Regions from separate parts of the Homo sapiens genome. Here region 1 is linked to region 2. A link is a contact called in ENCODE Hi-C or POLR2A ChIA-PET data. All regions are on one chromosome and are shown on one strand. Each heading gives the region's core, a stretch centred on a gene start or an enhancer-like site at or near the end of the contact. The rest is flanking DNA. Distances are from core to core; before and after follow the strand shown.

What was found. A loop is a pair of places that touch in the nucleus more often than their neighbours do. ChIA-PET counts read pairs that join two places held with the same protein, here RNA polymerase II (POLR2A). Pooled maps may share reads with other maps.
Region 1: a loop to region 2 is called in a map of aorta, with 2.1 times the contacts of the local background. The contact joins the promoter of LINC00396 here to the enhancer-like site in region 2. A Hi-C loop is called at or near these places in 7 of 168 maps with a recorded cell type or tissue (IMR-90, Right ventricle myocardium superior, aorta and 2 more) and 7 of 50 pooled maps. POLR2A ChIA-PET finds 5 or more read pairs at or near these places in 1 of 52 experiments (MCF 10A).

Annotation. Positions count from the first base shown.
Region 1 is chr13:110,052,031-110,054,921 of GRCh38, forward strand. LINC00396 (long intergenic non-protein coding RNA 396) reads left to right here and starts at 1,255. Exons shown (of 4, transcript NR_126387.1): 1 at 1,255-1,281; 2 at 1,821-1,883; 3 at 1,984-2,152; 4 at 2,743-2,891. The region is part of intron 2 of LINC03082 (long intergenic non-protein coding RNA 3082); the gene reads right to left.
Region 2 is chr13:110,105,384-110,108,171 of GRCh38, forward strand. All of the region lies in intron 1 of LINC03082 (long intergenic non-protein coding RNA 3082), which reads right to left. Among named protein-coding and RNA genes, the nearest start is that of LINC03032, 15 kb to the right of the region's middle. Within about 2 kb of position 1,518, at least 11 of the 41 ENCODE cell types and tissues checked have a DNase peak (open chromatin) inside an H3K27ac peak, as active enhancers do; they include heart right ventricle, where a contact is called at or near this core.

The DNA.
Region 1 (2,891 bases), core at 5-2,504, 54 kb before region 2:
ATGCAAATCAAAACCACAATGAGACACCATCTCACACCAGTTAGAATGGCAATCATTAAAAAGTCAGGAAATAACAGGTGCTGGAGAGGATGTGGAGAAATAGGAACACTTTTACACTGTTGGTGGGACTGTAAACTAGTTCAACCATTGTGGAAGACAGTGTGGTGATTCCTCAGGGATCTAGAACTAGAAATACCATTTGACTCAGCCATCCCATTACTGGGTATATACCCAAAGGATTATAAATCATGCTGCTATAAAGACACATGCACACGTATGTTTATTGCGGCACTATTCACAATAGCAAAGACTTGGAACCAACCCAAATGTCCATCAATGATAGACTGGAGTAAGAAAATGTGGCACATATACACCATGGAATACTATGCATTCATAAAAAATGATGAGTTCATGTCCATTGTAGGGACATGGATGAAGCTGGAAACCATCATTCTCAGCAAACTATTACAAGGACAAAAAAACCAAACACCACGTGTTCTCACTCATAGGTGGGAATTGAACAATGAGAACACTTGGACACAGGAAGGGGAACATCACACACCGGAGCCTGTTGTGGGGTGGGGGGAGGGGGGAGGGATAGCATTAGGAGATATACCTAATGTAAATGACAAGTTAATGGGTGCAACACACCAACATGGCGCATGTATACACATGTAACAAACCTGCACATTGTGCACATGTACCCTAGAACTTAAAGTATAATAAAAAAAAATGTGGCACACCGTGGAACACTATGCAGCCATAAAAAAGGATGAGTTCATGTCCTTTGCAGGGACATGGATGAAGCTAGGAGCCATCATTCTCAGCAAACTAACACAGGAACAGAAAACCAAACACCATATGTTCTCACTCATAAGTGGGAGTTAAACAATGAGAACATACGGACACAGGGAGGGGAACATCACACATGGGGGCCTGTTGGGGGTCGGCGGCTAGGAGAGGGATAGCATTAGGAGAAATACCTAATGTAGATGACGTGTTTATGGGTGCAGCAAACCACCATGGCACGTGTATACCTAATGTAACAAACCTGCACGTTCTGCACATGTATCCCAGAACTTAAAGTATAAGAATTTAAAAAATAGCCATTTTAGTGGGTTTCTTCCTATGTGTTTCTCTGAAGTCCTCCTCTCTTTTCTCTCATATGGACATCAGTCACTGGATTTAGGATTCATCCGAAATTCAGGATGAGTCATCTTAAGATCTTCAATTACATCTGCAAAGCCTCTAATTCCAAATAGTCACTCTCTGAAGTCCCAGGTGGGTGTGAACCTTTGGAGGACACAAGTCAACCCAGTGAGTAGGAAGTGGAAGTTGAGGTTCCTTTTTTCCACATGGATATCCAGTTCCAGCATGATTTCTGAAAATAACTTACTTTCTTTCTGCCATGATGTTCAAATATGCTTTATTCTCACCAAATTTTGGTCTGTTGGTTCTACCAATCACTGAAAGAGAAATGTTGAAGCCATGGAATTGTCTTGGTGGATTTTGTCTATTTCTCCACCAGTTATGCCATTTTCTTCGTGTATTTTCAAGCTCTGCTATCAGGCACACACACATCTAGAATTATTGTCAGTTTTTCCCTGTTCTTCATTTGGATAATTTCTATTGCCCTGCATCCAAAGGCACTATTCTTTTCTTCTCTCATATCCAAGCTGTTGTAAGCCAGTCCAGTAAATTTTTTTATTTCCCATATTATATTTCTCAGCTTTAGAATTTGTGTTTTATTCTTTTTAATAGTTTGGAATTTTTGTTAAAATCCCCAGCCATTCACCTTTTTGTTTCTCTTTTGCTTCAAGTCTCTGAAATATCAGCTGCTTTAAGTCCTCGTCTGCTCATTCCCACATTCCCACTACATCCAGGTAGGTCTCCACTGACCTTTTCCCCTCCTGGTTATGGTGTTCATCTCCCTGCTTCTTTTCACCTCTAGCGATTGTTTTAATTGTGCGTTTAACATTATAGGATGCCATCCTGCTGAAATGCTGCACTCTGTCGTTGGAGCTGTGGGTGTCTCTGAAGTCCTCCTCTCTTTTCTCTCATATGGACATCAGTCAGATGTAAGGGCTGCTGAGTTTTGCTTGGTCAGCAGTGAATTTATCGGTGGGACTGGCTGACTTTCGCAGGCTTCCCTGTAAGTTTAACTGGAGAAGTCCCCGCATAGCCCTACCTGGCAGCTGAGAGAGACCCGTGCACGGCGCGTGCCGTTCTGTGTCCCTGTTGAATGCAGGTGTGCAGTGCGGTCTCCCCAACCTTCTGCGTGGGCTACTCTGGACTCTCCGTTCTGCTCAAAGTGTTCTTTGTTCTCCATGAGGCTCAAGGGGACTCTCCGCAGATTTCTTCAGATCCTGTCAGACACCCACTGCAAACCTTGCCACCTCCTCACACACCCCAACCTCTACCATCTGTCCGCAACTCCATGAGGCCACCATGCTGTACATGGGCTCCACCCGCTCATGCCACAGTCCAGAGAGAGCATCTCAGCAATCCCAGAGCACACCCCACGCACCCGCCAGGAATCCCACCCTTGGCTGTGGTCCTCAGTGTCTGAAAACAGGTGCTTCATGCATTCTGTTCAGTTTCTACTTGTTGATGTGGAGAGGGATACTTCAGCACCAGTACTCTGTTGTGTCTCATAAATGGGTCCTAATTAGTATTTTCTTACTTTCTGGAAACAAAAGTTTGGTCACTTACTGTGTTTTCCTTTTTCTTCTTTTTTTTCAGGCTTTCAGGAAGCTCCTCAGAGGTGAATCAGATAATGAAGCAGAACAAGATCTGCCCTTGTGAATTGCTTATTTGATTGCCATCATCTTAATTTTAATTTTATTATAAAGTGTGTAGGCAACACAGTTGAAGAAAACTGTGAAGCCACA
Region 2 (2,788 bases), core at 268-2,767:
AGAGGCAGCTGACCGAAAGTAACTCCGTGCAAAAGTGGCCCAGCCACTCACGGCGACACTTAATTGAGAGGAATGAGGGCCAGAATTCAAGTCCAGGTTCATGGACAAGTCATGTCCTTTTCAAGACCTACACTGGAAGCCACATCTATGGCCCTTGCTCAGTGTCTCCTTAGTAACCATCGTGGTGCCTCACATGGTGAAAGCTTGACAAACTTTGAAGGACTTCAGCACATGTGGTCTCATTCATTCTACAAAGTCAAGATGTCTTTAACTCTCCTACCTATTTCTTGGGAATAAAACAGAGCTTGAATGACTTTAGTGATAAATAACTTTGGAATAGCAACTCCACATCTTTCCATGCATTGCAGCCTCATGGCATCCGTGTGAGGGAATGTCATTATTATCCCATTTTAGAGGTGCAGTGGGTGAGGTTGGAAGAAGTTTTGACTTTTCTGAAGAAACTTAACTAGAACATGAAAGAGTTCATTCTGAACCCAAGTTCCAGGTTTTTCTATCACTGTTCCATTGGCTTCCTTTATTTCTGTTAATAGTGTGATTGCTAAGAATAAATGCCTAACATTTACTAAGTGCCTCTATGAGCCAAGTAACACAGTAAGGAATTGCACATGGATTACCTCAGGGCAAGGCAGAGGGGTGCATGGCCGGCCTGCAGGACAGCCCAGCAGCGGGAGCATCAGGGCAAGCTGAGAATCCATTTAGGAGATGGGGCCTACTAGTATTTCCATTCTACAGATGCCTAAACTAAGGCTTGGATGAGTTAACTCACTCCCATGAGGACACAGAGCCAGCAGGTGAAGATGGAGCCATGATACCTAACTCAGCACTCTGTCTCCAGAGCCAACGACAGGTCCTGGAACCATTAGCCGTATGGCGACTACTTCTCAATTCATTATCAGCACCTCTCATTCATTTCACATGCAAGCCAGCTTCTTAGAGGAAACAGCATTAATTATGTAGACATATGTTTATGTTGGTCAATGGACTTCTTGCTGTTGTTATATGGCTTGAGGATTGGTCTCCTCTTTTACGACAATAGTCATAGAAAATGTTTCACAAGTATATTACAGAAGTGACAGCATATATCAAAGACACTCCGTTAAAGATGAAAGTGTAGAAACGCCAGGTTTTCTGGGAAGGGGTCGCCCAAGGGAAAGAGTTGAAGATTGAAGGTTGATAGGAACAGCCTGTGTTCAAAGACAGTCATGAGTTTACGAAGCTGTGGAATGTTTATGGAGGACATCGGCCATCCAACATGAGGATGAACTTCATTCCCCGAGGCCTGGCGCAGGATGGAGCTGTGATTACGTGGGCTGTCCTTTGCACGGGAACAGGGGCTCCATCGATGAATAACAGGGGGTACCTCCAAAAGGCCACGCTGACTCTGGGAATTGCTTTGAATTTCAGGCTTAGAGAGCTGGGGCTGGAGTGCTGACCATGACTTTGAAGCTAAAAGCAGTGTGTGCTCTGAGGCAAGGAGCTGCAGCTTGGACCTGAGCCCTGGGAAGCTGCCCAGAGGCACTGCATGGCAGAGCAGGCTGGGGGCAGGAGCAGAGACAGCTCTTTACCGAGACCAGCTCCAAGACAGCTCGCCCCTAATAAGGAAGTAGAGTGGCACTCCCCCATACCTCATCTCAGAGACCTCCCAGGTCCTTCAGCCTCGCTGAAGGAAGGCCGAGCCTCTGTGGGGCCCTGAGATGTTAGGGCTGAGCAGATTCTAAAGCAGGACTCTCAGTCCTGAGCAGCAGAAGATCAGATGAGGGTGAGAACTGCCCCCAAACTGAGCTGCCAGTTAGATTCAGAAATGTGCTCAGGCTGGTGGGTAGAGCTGCCTGACACTTTATTCCTTTTCTTCATGTCATTTACTGTAATATTAATAATCTCTGGTTACACATCATCTCTAAATGTCACGATCTTGAAGGTCAGTGTTAGGGGTGAATTGTGTCTCCCAGAAAGCCAAGTTCAAGTTGTAAACCGTACCTGTGAATGGGACCTTATTTGGAAATAGGTATTTGTGAATGTGATCGAGTTAAAATGAGGTCATGCTGGCTTACCTGGGGACTTAATCCAATGATGGAGGTCCTCCTAAGAGGAGGAAATTTATACCGAGACACACAGGGAAGACCTCAAGTGACCACAGAGGCAGAGACGGGAGCGATGTGGCTGGAAGCCGAGCAATGCCAAGGACTGCATCAGCACTAGAGGCTGGAAGCAGGGGAGACCCTTTCCGGAGCCTTCAGAGGGACCACGGCCTGTGGACCCCATGATTTTGGACCCTCAGCCTCCAGAACTGTGAAAAAACACACTTCTTGTGTCAAGCCCGAGGTTGTGGCAATTCATTGCAGTGGCCCGAGTGCACTAAGATCAAAGTCCTAAAACCTTTGTTTTCCATAGGAGGATATCGAGGCTCAGAACACTGTCCCTCCACAAAAGGGTGGCACTGCTAAGACTAGGCCCAGACCTTCTCCGTCAGCCCTGTTCTCAGGGATCCCTTGGCGATGGGACCTGAAGTTCTGGAGGGAGCTGCCACAGCAGCATGGATCCAGGAGGCTCCCGGGTCACATGCTTGGGGCAGTCGGAGGTTCCAAGTGTGGTGCCAAGTGCCCAGTTGAGTTGTTGGCACTTCTGGCCTTTGGAGTCACTCTGTGGACGCTGGTAAGTCATCAAAGAGGGTGTTGCCTCTGTGAACGTCAGGGGCACAGCCTAGCGGAGAGTGGGCCTTGGGGACATGGGGACCCCTAATTTAATATAGACATGGCACACAAGGCAG